Linked DNA regions of Homo sapiens: region 1 is linked to region 2. The links are chromatin loops, found by intact Hi-C in ENCODE. Cell type or tissue: PC-9. All regions are shown on one strand. Each heading gives the region's core, and the rest is flanking DNA. Links, peaks and the distances in the headings are about the cores only. Region 1 overlaps FBLN1 (fibulin 1). Region 2 has its middle 27 kb from the start of RIBC2.

Region 1 (9,355 bases), core at 461-8,460, 76 kb after region 2:
CTAACTCACATGGTCAGATGCAGGGGTCAGATTGAGACTGGTTGATTGAAACTCCTCCGAAACAACAGGAAATGATCTGGGAGAGAAGATTCCAGGTCCCCTGAGGCCCTGCTTCTCTCTTGATCCCCCACAGCCCAGTGTCGAGTTACCAGCGAGTGCCTGTTCTGCTTGGGTGGGTGTCCAGTGTGGTACTGGTCAGAGGTAATTTTTGGATCTCAGAGCTGCTCACAGCTGTTGGCGGTCTGGGATGGAAGAAGCAGGCGTGGCTTCGGTTGGCCCACATTATCCTCCTGACTCACAGTGTTCCAGGGCTGCTCAGCTGCCCTAGGGTTTGTGTACAAATGGCCTTGATTTGACACCCTTCTGAAGGTGGGGGGCCTGACTGATCAGGCAGTTGGTTGGATGCTGTTGACCCCCGCAGAACTCTTGGTACCTATGAGGCGTGGAGTTGGCGTGGGGGATCTGTTAGCCCCAGTCCCCTTTTTGCCCCCACCCCAGCCTGGCCGAGAGTCCTGGGCAGGCACTGAGAAGGCAACACATGGGGTAGGACTTGATGAGCAGGTGGATAGGACAGTGAGGTGGGAGGTGCCTCTGTGGGCCTCAGATGGTCCCCAGCCTGTGTGATGGGGCAGCGAAGCTCAGGACACCTGGTGTTTGGATATCCACAGGTGACCGGATCCCCAGGCAAATGAGCAGCTGGAAGTCCCTGCAGGGATGCGGGAGGCACAGCCAGGGTGGGGCTGGACCCCAGGCCCTTCCCCACTCCCATCGCCCCACCCTCACAGGACACACGGGGGAGCTGTGATCCTCAGGGTGTTCTTTTGTTTTTAGTTTTTTTGTTTTGAGACAGGGTCTCCCCCTGTCCCCCAGGCTGGAGTGTAGTGGTGCAGTCGTGGCCCACTGCAAGCTTGAACTCCTGGGCTCAAGCGATCCTCCCACCTCTGCCTTCCAAAGTGCTAGGATCATAGGCTTGAGCCACCATGCCTGGCCTTTTTGTTGTTGTTGTTCTTTTGTTGTTGTTAAGTCATCTTTATTTTGGTTGCAAAGTTGCAATCTATTTTTTACTGAACATTTTAAGTCTCATTTGAAGTTTCATAGCTTGCCGTGTAAACCATTGCATACACTGTCAAACTGCTGTACAGAACATTCTGAAATACAATCTACTAAATTAATTCGCTTGACACTGTTCAGATTACTGCATGAAAACAACATTGATTGAAGAAGGCAAGTAAGTCAACGGGCAAAGCATCGATTGCTTTCCTACTGTAGGATGTTATAAGATGACCAACAAACACTAAATTATTTTGCTTAAAAGATGTACTTTTTATTGTGGTAAAATACGCATCACATGGGATTTGCCATTTTAACCATTTCCTTTTTTTTTTTTTTTGAGATGTAGTCTCACTCTGTCACCCAGGCTGGAATGCAGTGGCATAATCCCTGCTCACTACAACCTTTACCTCCCAGGTTCTAGTGATTCTCCTGCCTCTCAGCCTCCTGAGTAGCTGGGATTGCAAGCTCACCCCACCAAACCCGGCTAATTGTAGCTGGGATTACAGGCGTGAGCCACTGCGCCCGGCCCATTTTAACCATTTCTAAGTGTATGGTCCAATGGTATTAAATACAGTCACATTATTGTACAATCATCACCACCTCCATCTCCAGAACTTTTCATATTCCCAAACTGTTAAATACTAACTCCCCGTCCTCTCCCCCGAAGCCTGTGGCACCCACCCATCCTTTTCCTTCCTGTCTCTGACAAATTCCCTACAAATTTAACTCCTCTAGGGACCTCATAGGTACTCTTATCCTGGGTCACCATACGTGCCTTACTGGCCTTTCTTTTCATAACCAGAGTAAAGCTTGTTTATTTTATTTTGAGACGGAGTCTTGCTCTGTCGCCCAGGCTGGAGTGCAGTGGCGTGATCTTGGCTCACTGCAACCTCTGCCTCCCAGGTTCAAGCGATTCTTCTGCCTCAGCCTCCTGAGTAGCTGGGATTACAGGCATGCACCACACGCCTGGCTAATTTTTGTATTTTTAGTAGAGACGGGGTTTCACCATGTTGGTCAGGCTGGTCTCGAACTCCTGACCTCATGATCCGCCCACCTCGACCTGCTGGGATTACAGGCGTGAGCCACCGTACCTGGCCAAGCTTGTTTATTTAAAAGGGGACAGAGACAACTTTTTTTCGTTTCTAATCGGAATGTGTCTTGGAAAGGATATGTCTGAGGGGTGGGAGTGGAGTTGGTTTTGTGCTTCAGGGAACCTGTTCCTGCCCTGTCCCAAGGTAAGCTTGTAAAGAGGTCGGTGCCCTTGTTTTGGAACCCAAGTTAATGACGCACCTTTTCTTGTGTGGGCTACACACATCTTTAACCTGCTGCAGATAGTACTTTTGTTGGCATCTGGAGCCATGATGCCAGGCCCCTCTTCTCCCTGAAGCTCAGTTTTCCTCTAATGGGTGGGAGGTAACCAGTGCTGAGTCCACTAGGAAGATCGAGGCACATCTCCAAGGCTAAGAAACCGGCAGTTCTGTAGCCTCAGCCACTCCCCCACCCCTAGCTCATCCCTGGCTTTTGCCGAAATTCTAACCAGCCCCGTATTTTGTGTGGGTGGGCTCCAGCCCCTCGGGATTTTCCTGGGGGTCACTGCCTCCACCCCCTGGGACGATGGAGGAGGAGGAGGCTTGTTTGTGGGGGCAGAGGATCTTGCCCCAGCAGCCTTTGCATGTCAAGAGTGGTCTTGCAGATCGGGCCCCTTGCCCTGGCTCTGTTTAACTGGTGCTTACTGAGCCGTGACGTTTGTGCTGGGCATGGGCAGGTGCGACATGGACAGTGAGAGGAGGAAGACACCATCCCTGGCCCCGAAGGAGGTTTTAATTCAGGAGGAGCAAGAAAGAACAGTGTTGGAGGCTGCCAGGACTGAGCCTGATGCCAGAACTCAGGGCCCAGGAGCCGTGGGTGAGAGCAGTGGGCAGGAGGGCGTGGGGGCCTCCAGTGTCCACTGAGCCCTGTGAGGAGCTGGTCACACACTGGTTTGCTGTGGGAGCAGGGACACCTTAACATGTATGTTCATGTCACTGGTGACTTGACGCTTTTCAGCTTCCTCTGTTCTTAATTCCATTTGGAGCCCAGGCAGGATGATAGCAGAATGAATGGAAGGGGTTGAGGAGTGAGAGCCGGTGAATGAGAGGGGCCTTGTCTGTAGGCCTTTGTGGGTCAGGGCCCGGCAATTGATTGGTGAGTGTTACAGTGAGGATGATCGTCCACCTCTTGGGTCCCCTCCCCATGCCTCTGCCTCGTCGCCATCCAGCCTGGCCATGGTCCCTGCTTGGCTCTTTGTGGACTCCCTGATGGGGCTGTGCAGGAGCTCTCCCTTGGCTAATGACGGGGTGAGCTCAGCTCCCCTCGGGCACAGCCCCCAGACAGCCCTGCTTTGCAGAGTTCAGCTCTGGGGCTGCTCAGAACATGGGAGCTACCTTCTGAGTTTCCGGAAGACCAAAGGACTTCACATTTGATTGTCCTGCTGAGAGTGAGGTTCACAGTACCCAGACTCCCCAGCAGGAAGCATTTCCAAACCGTTTCTGCAGCTCTGGGTGCAAAATTCCCAGGGCTACGGGAGCCTGCCCTTCCCTGTGTTTTCCTTTCTCAGAGTCCGAAGGAGGCTCTGGGGCCACAGCTCACCTGCGGGGGATTCCGCACACCAGCACCCGGCTGTGTCTCCCCCATTTCTTATGAGCAGCGATAAGTCAATCCCCTTCGACGGTTTAATCCTCCAGCGACTGTTTACAGAGAACTTTCTGTGTGCTTGGAACTTTATAAAGTGCATCCCTCTTCTCAGCAACCCTGGGAAGACAGTGCAAGCCCCGTTTTCCCACTGGGGAAGCTGTGATTCAGAGAGGCGGCGCTGCCTGCCCAGGGTTAGAGAGCAAGAAAGTGCTGGAGCTGGGATTGGAACCAAAGGCTGTTTGGCTCCAAAGCTTACACTGTTTCTACTCAACTCTGTAGCTGCCACATGCTGGCATGGATGTCGGGGGTATACAAGGACAGGAGACAGAGCCTGCCCTCAAGACATTTGTGGCTATGAGGGTAAGGCAGGCAGGCAGGGCTCTGGAGGATGGAGAGACATGCGCCAGGCACGGGGTGATATGGGAGCAGAGGGGCACCCGAGCTATGCAGGGTGGGCAGGCAGGCGGCCAGGAGAGGGTGACAGGGCATGGGAGGTGGGCTAGGATAGGAGACGGGCTGTGGAAGACACGAGGGTGAAACTGCAGGTGGGGGCTGAGTGGGCCTGGCCAGAGAAGGGGTGAAGGGAGTGTGGGGACAGACATGGGAACCGGGGTTGGCTGCAGAAAGGGTGAAGGGGGTAGGGGGACAGATGGGAACTGGGCTTGGCTGCACAGGGGAGAGCAGCCTCGCTGTCAGGCCACATGGCTGGATCACATCCTGTTCATCCAGGAGTGCACCACGGCCTGTCTCGTCTGTAACAGATAAGGTCCTTGGCTTAGTGAGTACTTTTGCTTTTCTTAATGAATTAGAGCAAGAATGAATGAATGAGTGAATGGGGACATTCAAGGTTATCCCCATGATAACACGGTTGTCACTCCTGATGACTTTTCCTCTGGTGCTGGGAGGCAACTCCAGACAACTTGACATTAGCTCTGCCTCCTGGTGAATCTCACGTTCACCGAAGAGCATCGCTGGAGAGGGGACACCTGAGGTGGGAGGGGGGCTGAGTGGTCAGGCTGCTGGAAACTGTTGGGCTTTGCTGTGGCACGAAACTTCACCCTTACCCACGCCACTGCAGGACTCCTCCTGCCAGCCTCGGGGAGCCGGGTGAGAGTCAGAAGGGTGGGTCTACCTTGCACTGCAGAAAGCAGCTCTGAGTTTCCTGGAAGCCCTGGGGAAAAGGGAAAGCCCAGAAGTTGTCACTGGGGGACATGGTTCTAGGTGAGACCCCCCTCCTCCTGGCCTTGTGGAATGGCCTGGCTGAGCCCTAGCTCATTCGTGCACTGACCTTATCCATTCTGGAATGTTTCTGCAAGTTTCCCCTCCTCCCCTGCTGAGAACGGGATGGAGCATCTGAAGGACGCATAGTCTAGAAGTGCTTACAGTGGCTGATGACTGATAGGGTGGTTTAGCAAGGTGCTGCCTCACCCAGCAGACAGCAGCCGCCCTCTGGGCCACCCCGAGGGCCCAGCCTGGAAGAAGAATGTATTCAGGCAGGGCACCCACAGTTGTGTGTGCGGAAACGCTGCCAAGCCCAGTGGGATTTACCCTCTAGGGGCTGGAAAGCCATTAGGAAGGAAAAGTGGTGCTTCTTAAAGCCCAGTTTTGTAACATCCTGCCGAGAGGTGACCTTCTGCCCAGCAGCTGGGGCTGTCGTGCTAATGCTTTCTGGCATTTGAGTCCTTTAGAATGAGGTCCAAGTATGTGGGCACCTGGCACCCGGCCGCTCCTCCCTTGGGGCACAATGGGGTCTTCTCCCTTCCGTGAGCTGAGGGGCTGGGAGGGTGCCCACTGGGGCTGTAGCCTGGGCTGGGGCATGGGGCACAAGGGCCTGTGTGCCCAGCTCATTTGGGCCGTGGCCTGGCTCTGAGGGTGTGGGCCGGCTGCTTGGAGCGTGATCCTTTCATCTGCCCTTTTTGCGAGTGGGAGATAAGATGGCCAGGCTGCGGTTACTCCTGAACCTGTGCTCTCTGCTTTGCCAGTCCTGTCCTCACCAGACTTCTCACAGGTCCCCGTTTCTGTGGAAGAGGGGATCTTGTGGTAAGTCAAGGGCAGAAACCATCACCAGCCTCGGTTTCCTCAATCTGTAGCTTGAGGCTTATGTCCCCCCTCCTGCCCCTTTGCTCCCAAGATTAAAGGAGAAAACACGGATGTGGGTCACAGAAGCTGGTCTAGAAATGGTGGTTTTTAGGCTGGGTGCGGTGGCTTATGCCTGTAATCCCAGCACTTTGGGAGGCCATGGCTGGCCAATCACGCAAGTTCAGGAGTTCCAGACCAGCCTAGCCAACATGGTGAAACCCCATCTCTACTAAAAATACAAAAAAGTAGCCGGGCGTAGTGGTGGGCACCTGTAATCCCAGCTACTCAGGAGGCTGAGGCAGGAGAATCACTCGAACCTGGGAGGTGGAGGTTGCAGTGAGCTCAGATCGCGCCATTGCACTCCAGCCTGGGCGACAGAGACTCTGTCTCAAAAAAAAAAAAAAAGAAAAAAAAAGAAAATTTTTTTTTCCTTCTTACTTGACTCAGCTCGTTGCATTTTGAACCCCCTCCCTGTTTGCAGTCTCTCCTCTGGAAAGAGTCATGTCGGCTGTTCCCTGACCTGCTGGGCTGGGCTGGCCGGCAGCATGGCCGTGCCTCTGTCATCAGGGGCTGTCTTTCTTGCCTACTGGACTGTGAAGGCAGGGACCCTGTCTGGACAGGGACCGCATCAGCATCTCCAGCATGTGGCTGGAGCAGGGATCCATGTGTGCTTGGATCTCAGGGGCTGAGCCGCAGCCCTGTCCAAGCTGGATTCAGATGGGGGAGGATTCAGGTCTTTCTTCTAGGAAGGAGTGGGGTGTGGACTCGCAGCTGGGGTCTGGTGGGGTTTTCAGTACTGGTTTGCAGAGTGACTAAGGGATGTGCCCCCAGCCTGATGCTGTCGTCAAGACAGAAGGACGTGCGTGTCCTGGTGGTGCATCTGGGAGGGCCCTCCACCCGCTGAGTGGTGAGCCACCTCTCAGCTTGTTCTCTTCCCTGCACAGTGGACGCGGATGTCCTCCTGGAGGCCTGCTGTGCGGACGGACACCGGATGGCCACTCATCAGAAGGACTGCTCGCTGCCATATGCTACGGAATCCAAAGAATGCAGGTACGTTTGCCAGTGGCCACTGTTTCACTGGAACAATGTTCCTTTAGAGAAAAGTGGGGGAGGAAGGGACAGTGTGTGCCAGACCTCTCGGGAGAGGCTGGACACCCAGGCCCGGATCCATCCAGGCTGCGGGTGCTGCAGTGGGTGACTCCTGCCTCCCTCCTGGCACCGGCCTGGCACCGGGCCTTGGCTCACCCTTCCTGTGCCACTCTGTGATTGTCGGGGTATGTGTCTCTTTCACTGGGCTGGGAGCAAGAAGATCTGGGCTTGCAGCTGTGGGCAAGTCAGTTTTCTCTTTTAAAAAAGGGGGGACAGTTGTGGGGGAGCAAAGGAGATGATGTGACTAAAGAGCTTTGCGAGTGGAAACACGGACCACCTACAGACCCCAAAAATGCCAATGAGCCGGCGCAGAGTGAAGCGTTCCACCAGCCGGTTTTTCAGCTTCTGCAGCAGCCAACATCTGGATCGACCGTTTTTATTCTTCTCTCCCTACATTGACTCCAGCTCTCTGAAAATTCTGAGACCGTGTAAGCTTAGAATAAATAATGAGAAGCCGGGCGCGGTGGCTCACGCCTGTAATCCCAGCACTTTGGGAGGCCGAGGTGGGTGGATCACCTGAGATCAGGAGTTCGAGACCAGCCTGGCCAACATGGTGAAACCCCGTCTCTACTAAAAATACAAAAAAAATTAGCTGGGCGTGGTGGCATGCGCCTGTAATCCCAGCTACTTGGGAGGCTGAGGCCAGAGAATTGCTTGAACCTGGGAGGCGGAGGCTGCAGTGAGCTGAGATCGCGCCACTGCATTTCAGTCTGGGCAACAACAGCGAAACTCTAACTCAAAAAAAAAAAAAAAAAGGAATAAATGATGAGATTAGGTCATGCTGATCATCATCATAAAAATAATAGTGAAAACCCCAGAATGCCCGTGTGGAGCACCTACTTTCTGTGTACCGTCTGCACGGACAGCAGCCAGTCTGGCCCCGGGAAGGACAAGGGCTGGGGAGGTGGACCAACCTGGTTGGGTTTCAGGCTGGGTGACCTGAGCCAGCTCAAAGGCACCATGATACCTCCTTTCTGGGGTTGTTATAATGATCAGAGATCACCCGGGCGCGGTGGCTCACCCCTGTAATCCCAGCACTTTGGGAGACCAAGGCGGGTGGATCACCTGATGTCAGGAGTTCCAGACCAGCCTGACCAACGTGGTGAAACCCCGTCTCTACTAAAAATATAAAAATTAGCTGGTTGTGGTGGCGGGCGTCTGTAATCCCAGCTACTCGGGAGGCTGAGACAAGAGAATCGCTTGAACCCGGGAAGCGGAGGTTGCAGTGAGCTGAGACCGTTCATTGTACTCCAGCCTAGGTGACAGAGTGAGACTCCGTGCCCCCACCATCAAAAGAAAAAAATCAGAGATCACCTATGAAATCAGCACCACAAAGCCAGACTGTGGCAACGTATTGGTTTTCTAGGACTGCCAGAGCAGAGTATAAGGGGCAGGGTGGCTCAACCACCGGTTCCTCATAGTTCCGGAGGCCAGAAGTCTGAGACCGAGGTGTCAGCAGGGTGGGCTCCTTCTGAGGCTCCTCTCCTGGGCCTGTAGATGCCCTCTTCTCCCTGTGTCCTCACACGGCCCTCCCTCTGTATGTGTCTGTGTCCTGCTCACCGCTTCCTCGAAGGACACCAGTCCTTTGGATTACAGCCTGCCCTAACAACCTCATTTAACTATGTCACCCATTTAAAGTCACTGTCTCCAAATAGAGTCCCATTCTGAGATACTGGGGGTTAGGACTTCACCAGATAGATTTTGGGAAGACACAATTTAGCCCATAATAGGGAGCCACTACTATTAATACTTAGTGAAATAAAAGAAAGTGAGGCATCAGCCCGTGTAACCCCTCAACGTGCAGGCAGAGGAACTGAGGCCGCAGATTCAGCAGCACTCTGGGCCTTGCTTGTGAATGGGGATTTTAGTCACTATCAAATGTATTACTGACTTCTACTCACTAATGTCTTTGGTAAATTTTGGAGTTATCTTTTTTCTTTATTTTTTGAAACTGAGTCTTGCTCTGTTGCCCAGGCTGGGGTGCAGTATGTTGATCTTGGCTCACTGCAACCTCCGCCTCCTAGATTCAGGCGATTCTCCTGCCTCAGCCTCTCGAGTACCTGAGATTACAGGCACACACTACCACACCAGGCTAATTTTTGTATTTTTAGTAGAGACAGAGTTTCACCGTGTTGGCCAGGCTGGTCTCGAACTCCTGACCTCAGGTGATCCTCCTGCCTTGGCCTCCTAAAGTGCTGGGATTATGGGCATGAGCCACTGCGCCCGGCCAATTTTGGGGTTATCTTTAATCTCCATTGAGTCCCAGAGGACAAACACATTGCCTTCTTAGAAATTTCAGACATACATTAGATTTCCTGGAATGTAAGAAATACCATCAGAATGGCTGAGAGGGCATTCCTTCTCTCTTTAAGTGCGGGTGCAAGTCCAGACTCCTGGGTAT
Region 2 (9,243 bases), core at 536-8,535:
CCAGGCTGGTCTCGGACTCCTGACCTCAAGTGATCCGTCCACCTTGGCCTCCCAAAGTGCTGCGATTACGGGCCTGAGCCTCTGCACCCAGCCCTCCCTGCTACATTTTATTTCAAGCATAAAGAAAAACTGAAGGAATTGTACAGAATGTACACATACATCCACCACCTAGATTCTACAATTAATATTTTGCTATATTTGTGTCCTAGTGAGAGGTGACAGCGTGCTGGCAGTCCTCAGAGCCCTCGCTTGCTCTCGGCACCTCCTCTGCCTGGGCTCCCACTTTGGTGACACTTGAGGAGCCCTTCAGCCCACCGCTGCACTGTGGGAGCCCCTTTCTGGGCTGGCCAAGGCCAGAGCCGGCTCCCTCAGCTTGCAGGGAGGTGTGGAGGGAGAGGCGCGAGCGGGAACCCGGGCTGCGCGCGGCCCTTGCGGGCCAGCTGGAGTTCCGGGTGGGCGTGGGCTTGGCGGGCCGCGCACTCGGAGCAGCCGGCCAGCCCTGCCGGCCCCGCGCAGTGAGGAGCTTAGCACCCGGGCCAGTGGCTGCGGAGGGTGTACTGGGTCCCCCAGCAGTGCCGGCCCACTGGCGCTGCGCTCCATTTCTCAGCGGGCCTTAGCTGCCTTCCCGCGGGGCAGGGCTCGGGACCTGCAGCCCGCCATGCCTGAGCCTCCCACCCCCTCCATGAGCTCCTGTGCGGCCCAAGCCTCCCCGACGAGCGCCGCCCCGTGCTCCACGGCGCCCAGTCCCATCGACCGCCCAAGGGCTGAGGAGTGCGAGCGCACGGCGCGGGACTAGCAGGCAGCTCCACCTGCAGCCCCGGTGCGGAATCCACTGGATGAAGCCAGCTGGGCTCCTGAGTCTGATGGGGACGTGGAGAACCTTTGTATCTAGCTCAGGGATTGTAAACGCACCAATCAGCGCCCTGTCAAAACAGGCCACTGGGCTCTACCAATCAGCAGGATGTGGGTGGGGCCAGATAAGAGAATAAAAGCAGGCTGCCCAAGCCAGCAGTGGTAACCCGCTCGGGTTCCCTTCCACTCTGTGGGAGCTTTGTTCTTTTGCTCTTTGCAATAAATCTTGCTACTGCTCACTCTCTGGGTCCACACTGCTTCACCGCGAAGATCTGCAGCTTCACTCCTGAGCAAGCGAGACCACAAACCCACCAGAAGGAAGAAACTCCGAACACATCCGAACATCAGAAGGAACAAACTCCAGACGCGCCACCTTAAGAGCTGTAACACTCACCGCGAGGGTTCCCGGCTTCATTCTTGAAGTCCAAGAACCCACCAGTTCTGGACACACTAGCTCTCCACAGACTGGCTTTTAAAAATTCTAGTTATATATACGCCACTTACAAAAGGCACATCTAAAACAAAACAGCACAGAAAAATTATAATAATAGCGTTCAAAAGCCATTTGTATTTGCCCAAATGACGTATGTCCACACTTGTGTCTGGCACATGGGTGTCTACAGGAGCTGTATTCATAATTGCCAAAACCGGGAAGCAAGCAACGTGTTCTTCAATAAGTTAATGGATAAAAACACTGTGGTACCTCCAGACAATGGAGTCTTATTAATATAAGATATAATAATAAGAAAAGAGCTATCAAGCCACAAGAAAATGTGGAAGAAGCTTAAATGCATATTGCTTGGTGAAAGAAGTCAATCTGCAAAGGTTATCTACTGTATGAGTCCAATCATATGACTTTTTTTTTTTTTTGAGGAGTCTCCCTCTGTTGCCTAGCCTGGAGCGCAGTGGCACCGTCTTGGCTCACTGAAACCTCCGCCTCCCAGGTTCAAGCGATTCTCCTGCCTCAGCCTCCCAAGTAGCTGGGACTACAGGCGTGCACCACCACGCCCGTCTAATTTTTGTATTTTTAGTAGAGTTGGGTTTCACTGTGTTGGCCAGGCTGGTATTGAACTCCTGACCTCAGATGATCCACCCACCTTGGCCTCCCAAAGTGTTGGGATTACGGCATGAGCCACTGCACCCAGCCTGACTTTTCAAAAAAGGCAAAGCTATAGAAACAGTAAAAACATCAGTGGTTGCCAGGGACTGAGGGGAGGGAGGGATGAATAGGCAGAGAGAGCACAAGGATTTTTAGGGCAGTGAAACTTTGCTGTGTGATGCTGTAACCTTGGGTATATGTCATTATACATTTGTCAAAATCCACAGAATGTACACAGGGTGACCCCTAATGTAAATTATAAACTCTGGGTGATGATGATGTGTCAATGTTGGCTAGTCAATTGTAACAAATGTACCACACTAACATGAGACATTAATAATAGGGGAACTAGGGGCCTATGGGAAGGGAGCATATGGGAACCCTCTATACTTGTTACTCAATTTTCTTGTAAACCTAACACTGTTCTAAAAGATAGCCTATTCATTTTAAAATGAAGCCATAAGATAAACAGGAAGAAAAATAGAGTCATTTGCACATGGTTCTTTATTCTGTGTTCAAGTTCTTATGTTTAGAATAATGGGAAGGGGGCCAGGCACGGTGGCTCATGCCTGTAATCCCAGCACTTTGGGAGGTCGAAGTGGGAAGATGACCTGAGGTCAGGAGTTTGAGACCAGCCTGGCCAACATGGTGAAACCCTGTCTCTACTAAAAATACAAACTAGCCAGGCATGATGGTGCGCACCTGTAATCCCAGCTACTCAGGAGGCTGAGGCAGGAGAATCTCTTGAGCCCGGGAAGCGGAGGTTGCAGTGAGCTGAGGTCACACCACTGTACTCCAACCTGGGCAACACAGCAAGACTCTGTCTACAAAAATAAAAATAAGGCCAGGTGCTGTGGCTCGCGCCTGTAATCCCAGCACTTTGGGAGGCCAAGGTGGGCAGATCACGAGGTCAGGAGATTGAGACCATCCTGGCTAACACGGTGAAACCCCATCTCTACTACAAATACAAAAAAATTAGCCGGGCATGGTGTCGGGTGCCTATTGTCCCAGCTACTCAGGGGGCTAAGGCAGGAGAATGGCATGAACCTGGGAGGTGGAGATTGCAGTGAGCCGAAATCATGCCACTGCACTCCAGCCTGGGCAACAGAGTGAGACTCCATCTCAAAAAATAAAAAATAAAAATAAATAAATAACATAAAAATAAGGCCAGGTGCGGTAGCTCACGCCTGTAATCCCAGCACTTTGGGACACCGAAGCAGGTGGATCACGAGGTCAGGAGTTCAGGACCAGCCTGGTCAACATAGCGAGACCTCGTCTCTACAAAAAATTTAAAAAATTTTAGGCCGGGTACAGTGGCTCATGCCTGTAATCTCAGAACTTTGGGAGGCTGAGGCAGGTGGATTACCTGAGGTCAGGAGTTTGAGACCAGCCTGGCCAACATGGTGAAACCCTGACTCTACTAAAAATACAAAAATTAGCCAGGTGTGGAGGTGCACACCTGTAGTCCTAGCTACTCAGGAGGCAGAGGCATGAGAATCACTTGAACCAGGGAGGTGGATGTTGCAGTGAGCTGAGATCATGCCACTTCATTCCAGCCTCGGGTACAGAGTGAGACTCTGTCTCAAAAAAACAAGCAAAAAATCACAAAAAGACCTTTACAGAAATGTTTATAGCATCTTTATTCATGATAGCACCAAACTTGGATCAACCAAAATATCTATCAACAGGTGATCAGATAAACAAAAGTTATATTCCTATCACTCACAGCTGAAAAGAAACAAACTGCTGATATACCCGTCAAAACGGCAGAATCAGAAATCATAATCAGGGCGGGGCGCAGTGGCTCAGGCCTGTAATCCCAGCACTTTGGGAGGCCAAGGGGGCAGATCACGAGGTCAGGAGATCAAGACCAACCTGGCTAACATGGTGAAACCCCATCGCTACTAAAAACACAAAAAATTAGCCGGGCGTGGTGGCATGTGCCTGTACTCCCAGCTACTCAGGAGGCTGAGGCATGAGAATTGCTTGAACCCGGGAGGTGGACGTTGCAGTGAGCCAAGATTACGCCACTGCGCTACAGCCTGGGCAACAGAGCAAGACTCCATCTCAAAAAAATAAATAAATGAAATAAAAAATAAAAATAAAAAATTAGCTGGGCATGGTGGTGAGGGGTGGGGTGGGGGGTGTTCCTGTAATACCAGCTACTTGGGAGGCTGAGGCAGGAGAATTGCTTGAACCCGGGAGGCAGAGGTTACAGTGAGCCAAGATCGCACCACTGCCCTCCAGCCTGGGTGACAAGAGCGAAATTCTGTCTCAAAAAAAAAAATCATAATCAGAAACATTGTAACAGATACAAAGGAGTTCACAGTTTACAATTCTATCTATGGGGAGTTCCAGAATTGGGATAACTATTCCATCAGTGCTTGCCTGGGACAGGGTGAGGGGGTTTGATGGCAAACAGGCATGAGGCTACTTTTTGGAGTGATGGAAACGGACAGAAAAAGAAAACCCAACCACACTCCTACCCCTGACAGGACTGCAAAGGGAGGACCCCTAAGAAACCGGGTACCATCTGTTATGCATGCAGCAGGACGAGCCGCAGACAAAACTCCTCAGACACTGAGTTAAAGAAGGAAGTGGTTCTTTCGGCCGGGAGCATCAGGTAAGACTCCTGTCTCAAGAGCCGAGCTCCCCCAGTGAGCAATTCCTGTCCCTTTTAAGGGCTCACAACTCTAAGGGGGTCCGCGCGAGAGGGTCGTGATCGATTGAGCAAGCAGGGGGTACATGACTGGGGGCTGCATGCACCGGTAATCAGAAGGAAACAGAACAGGACAGGGATTTTTGCAATGCCTTTCCATACAAAGTCTGGAATCTATAGATAACATAACCGGTTAGGTCAGGGTCGATCTTTAACTACCAGGATTAGGTCAGGCAGGCCCAGGCCTGGTTTCGGGTCTGGTTCCTAGGCGCCGGGCTACCTGCATTTCGTTTCGCTTTTCTTTCCTTTTCTGAGTATAAAACAAGATAAAACAATATGAGAGAGTCTGTCTCTCTTCTCTCATGTGCAGTGAGCTGTTGCTGTCTACTGGAGAGCTGTCCACCAGCAGGTGGCACATCTATCTCTCGTGCTCCCAGCATAGCCTCTGGCCATCTGGTTTCCACCTGCACCGGGTCTCCCTCTGCAGAAGCGACAGCCACTTTGGAATGTTGGTGCAATGAGGTGACAGGTCCCCATGCTCCTGGGTGGAGCAGCGTCCTGAGCCTGGTTACAGGAGGGATCATGGGGTGAAGGTTGGGGATGGAGCAGGGGCCTCTAGAGCACCTTTTCCAAAGAGACATGTTTCCTTTTCTTTTCTTTTCTTTTCTTTTTTTTTTTTTTTTTTGGGACAGAGTCTTGCTCTGTCACCACCCAGGCTGGAGTGCAGTGGTGCGATCTCGGCTCACTGCAACCTCCGCCTCCCGGGTTCAAGCGATTCTCCTGCCTCTGCCTCAGCCTCCCAAGTAGCTGGGACTACAGGCGCATACCACCACACCCAGCTAATTTTTTGTATTTTTAGTAGAGACGGGGTTTCACCGCGTTAGCCACAATGGTCTTGATCTCCTGACCTCGTGATCCACCTGACTCGGCCTCCCAAAGTGCTGGGATTACAGGCATGAGCCACCGCGCCCAGCAAGAGGCATCTTTTCAACCATATGGATTGTGCCCACGTGATGTTAAGAGAGTGGTGAAAAGAAGCTGGAGGATGCCGAGTGAGAATGAGGCTGTGAGTGACACAGAGTAGGTAGTTGCCAGGTGGGGCTTCATCTGTGCTTGCCCCGACCAAGTAAAGGCCTTGATCCTCCCCCACCCACCACCTCATCCAGCCCACCCCCAGATTCATGCTCCCCCATCTTCGAACCTCACTTGCTCTCTGCCCAGACCTGGCAAAGTCAGTTTCATCTACTGAGTCTGGAAGGTCTGCCTTCCTTTCTTCTTCCAGCGAATGAAAGATGAATCCAAAGTCCCTGGGGCCAACCCCCAGCATGGCCCCCAGAAGTAAACAGGAATGGGAATGAGGGCAGATGGAATGTCTGCGAGTCAGTGGGTCTTTTCTTTTCACCAGACGTTCCAGAAAGCTCTCCAAACACACTTGTTCTAACAGTGTCAGAAAAGACTCCAGCCTCATTGTCCACAATTGTTGGGGATAGAACATTCCAGAGCCTATTGAAGAAAAAAGTGGGTAGGGCCATCTCCTCCACACCAGGCTGATCTGTGAATTAATCGCCCCTGAAGGTTTTCCCCGGGGCTCTGGAGCTGACAAATGTGACTTTGTTACCTGGATATCCCTTGGAACCTGGCAGAGCCTGAGGACAGGACTCAGCCACAGAGTCTCTCACCCAAAGCCACTCAGTGTCCTCAGCTGCCCATCTGGTAACTGGCCCTAAAACGGCCTTTCAGTTCCAGCACTGCCACCCCTCCCAGCCCCACTGGCCCAGCCTCCTCATTCCCAGCTCAAATTCGTGACCAGGGGGCCTATGGGACCTGGTCGTCTTTTCAGATGGACAGTCCCTAGGTCAAGGCCCACTCCCTGGCCCCATCCTCGCATGGGGAGAGTCGGCTCATAGTATATTCAGAGGCAAAAAGGGCGGTGGGCTTGCAGCACCAATAAACATGTCCAGCAAAATATGCTGATGGTGTACATGGCTGCTGCTTGCTGAGCCCGTGTGTGCTGATGCCACAGAGCTGAGCTTCTTAAAATCTGCAGGAGGCTGCCGGGTGCGATGGCTCACGCCTGTGATCCCAGCACTTTTGGGAGGCCGAGGCGGGTAGATCACCTGAGGTCAGGAGTTCGAGACCAGCCTGACCAACATAGAGAAACCCCATCTCTACTAAAAATACAAAATTAGCCAGGTGTAGTGGAGCATGCCTGTAATTCCAGCTACTCGGGAGGCTGAGGCAGGAGAATTGCTTGAACCCAGGAGGCGGAGGTTGCGGTAAGCTGAGATTGCACCTTTGCACTCCAGCCTGGGCAACAAGAGCAAAACTCCGTCTCAAAAAAAAAAAAAAAAAAAAACCTGCAGGAGGCTACAAGAAGTGTTACCAGTTTCATATCCCCAATGAGGATGAGGAATGTGAACACAAAGTACCTAAGACAAGTCTCAATCCATTTAGAAAGTTTATTTTGTACCTGGGCTTGGTGGCTCGTGCCTGTAATCCCAGCACTTTGGGAGGCTGAGGCAGGCAGATCACCTGAGGTTACGAGTTCAAGACCAGCCTGGCCAACATGGTGAAACCTCGTCTCTACTAAAAAGACAAAATTAGCTGGGCATGGTGGCAGGTGCCTGTAGTCCCAGCTACTTGGGAGGCTGAGGCAGGAGAATCACTTGAACCTGGGAGGCAGAGGTTGCAGTGAGCCAAGATCATGCCACTGCACTCCAGCCTGGGCAACAAGAGCGAAACTCTGTCTCCCAAAAAAAAAAAAAAGGAAAGAAAGTTTATTTTGCCAAGGTTAAGGACGTGTCTGTGACACAGCCTCAGGAGGTCCTGCTGACATGTGCCCAAGGAGGTTGTGGTATAGCTTGCTTTTACACATTTTTGGGAGACATGAGGCATGAATCAATATGTGTAAGATGTACATTGCTTCAGTTTGGAAACGCAGGACAACTGGAAGCAGGGATTTCCAGGTCATAGGCATATAAAAGATAAATGGGTGCATCCTTTTGAGTCTTTGATCAGCCTTTCACTGAATACACAATTTCCATGTGAGCAGAGGGTAGAGGAGTAGTCCTGTGTGCCCTAGTCTGGCTCAGTGAATCTGCATTTTCACATAAACAATAGGGCAGAGGAAGCAATCAAGCAATCATATATGCATTTGTCTCAGGTGGGCAGAGGCCTGATGGTGAGTTCTGTCCTTTGTCCCACATCTGTGAAGATAAGCTATCAATTTACATTGCCAGGGTGAAATTCAACAGAACTGTTTTAGGGTAAAGATCCTGAGGCCCACAAGGAATTTCCTTGTGGGCAAATTGGGAGGGAGGTATGCAGCTTGTTTATCTTTGTAGCTATCTTATCTAGGAAGAAAATGGGAGGCAAGTTTGCGTGATGCAGTTCCCAGCTTGACTTTTCCCCTTGACTTTGCGATTTTGGAGTCCTGCGATTTTCCTTTCACAAGAACTAAGGGCTAGAGAGGGGAACTCACTTTCCCAAGGTCCCAGAGCCAGTTCAAGATGGAGCCAGGAATTGTGCCCAGTTCTAAAGTCCCAGCTACCTCTGACAGAATGCCTGCAAGGAGACAGTCAGCAGAGCTCCAGGAGGGGAAGACAGGTGACAACACTCTAGTGTATTTCTCTAGCTTGACCTCTGCTGTGAGTTCCAGGCTTGGTACCCAAATGTCGACTTGATAGCTTTACTGGGATGTCTAACAAGCAGGCAGTCAACATGAAGGCATCTGAACAGAACTGGTTTCCCTCTACCCACACCTGTCCCTCCAAAGTCTTCCCTGTCTTAGGCTATGGAAACCCCAATGCTTCCAATTGCTCAGGCCAGAGAGTTTGGATCCATCGTTGGGCTCTCTCTCTCTCAATCTATCAGCAAATCCTGTTGGTAAGACTTCAAAATATAAAACAAATCTGGCCAGCCACGGTGGCTCACGCCTGTAATCCCAACACTTTGGGAGGCCGAGGTGGGTGGATCATCTGAGGTCAGGAGTTCGAGACCAGCCTGGCCAACATAGTGAAACCCCATCTCTACTAAAAATACAAAAAAAAAAAAAAATTAGGTGGGCATGGTGGCTGGCACCTGTAATCCCAACTACTCGGGAGGCTGAGCCAGGAGAATTGCTTGAACCTGGGAGACAGAGGTTGCCGTGAGCCGAGATCATGCCATATTTGTTGCATGAATTGGTGAACTGTGGGCGTGAGTTTCACAGCCTGAACCTGAACACCCAGGGTTCAGGCATACTCAGGACAGGTCTAGACAGCAAGGAATGTGGATCCTCCAGAGACCTCTTTGTGTGATGATGGAGTTGCTGCCTGGAAAATCTCATCCTAGGGGCAGTGACAGTCCAGGCACACAGACGTACGTGTCCTAGTTATAATGGAGTGACTGATAATGAAGAGAGCTGGGGCTCAGCTCTGTGGGGTCTGTTGGAGGTCTGGGGGAGGGCACTGGAATCCAAAGGCTAGTATCTCTGTGAGCCCTAGGGGGCACAGGCAGCGTGACCCCACAGTGGCACCCGAATCATGGCCCAGGCTGTCGGAGAGCGTGATCAGCCAAGCCTGGACGCCAGGAAAGTGGCACCACCTCCCGGCGGTGGACAGGCCATGTCAAGAGGCCGGAACAACATGGCCTG

Evidence for each region. A loop is a pair of places that touch in the nucleus more often than their neighbours do. Peaks named below come from ENCODE experiments on the same cell type or tissue, not always from the same donor. Only the 100,000 strongest peaks of a DNase experiment are listed, where the experiment ranks them.
Region 1: it touches region 2 in a loop (12-fold over the local background); 21 of 110 quality-filtered maps call a loop at or near these places.

Annotation. Positions count from the first base shown.
Region 1 is chr22:45,511,933-45,521,287 of GRCh38, forward strand. It overlaps FBLN1 (fibulin 1), which reads left to right. Exons shown (of 17, transcript NM_006486.3): 2 at 6,750-6,855. Among named protein-coding and RNA genes, the nearest start is that of FBLN1, 14 kb to the left of the region's middle. RefSeq lists an enhancer at 3,209-4,143. In PC-9, for the core only: no CTCF peak of the experiment used is centred there; DNase peaks (open chromatin) are centred at 5,289 and 6,809; H3K27ac peaks cover 3,496 bases.
Region 2 is chr22:45,436,337-45,445,579 of GRCh38, forward strand. No RefSeq gene overlaps it. Among named protein-coding and RNA genes, the nearest start is that of RIBC2, 27 kb to the left of the region's middle. RefSeq lists an enhancer at 6,015-6,577. In PC-9, for the core only: CTCF peaks have their summits at 5,023 (motif pointing right) and 5,223; DNase peaks (open chromatin) are centred at 5,065 and 7,915; H3K4me3 peaks cover 896 bases; H3K27ac peaks cover 1,690 bases.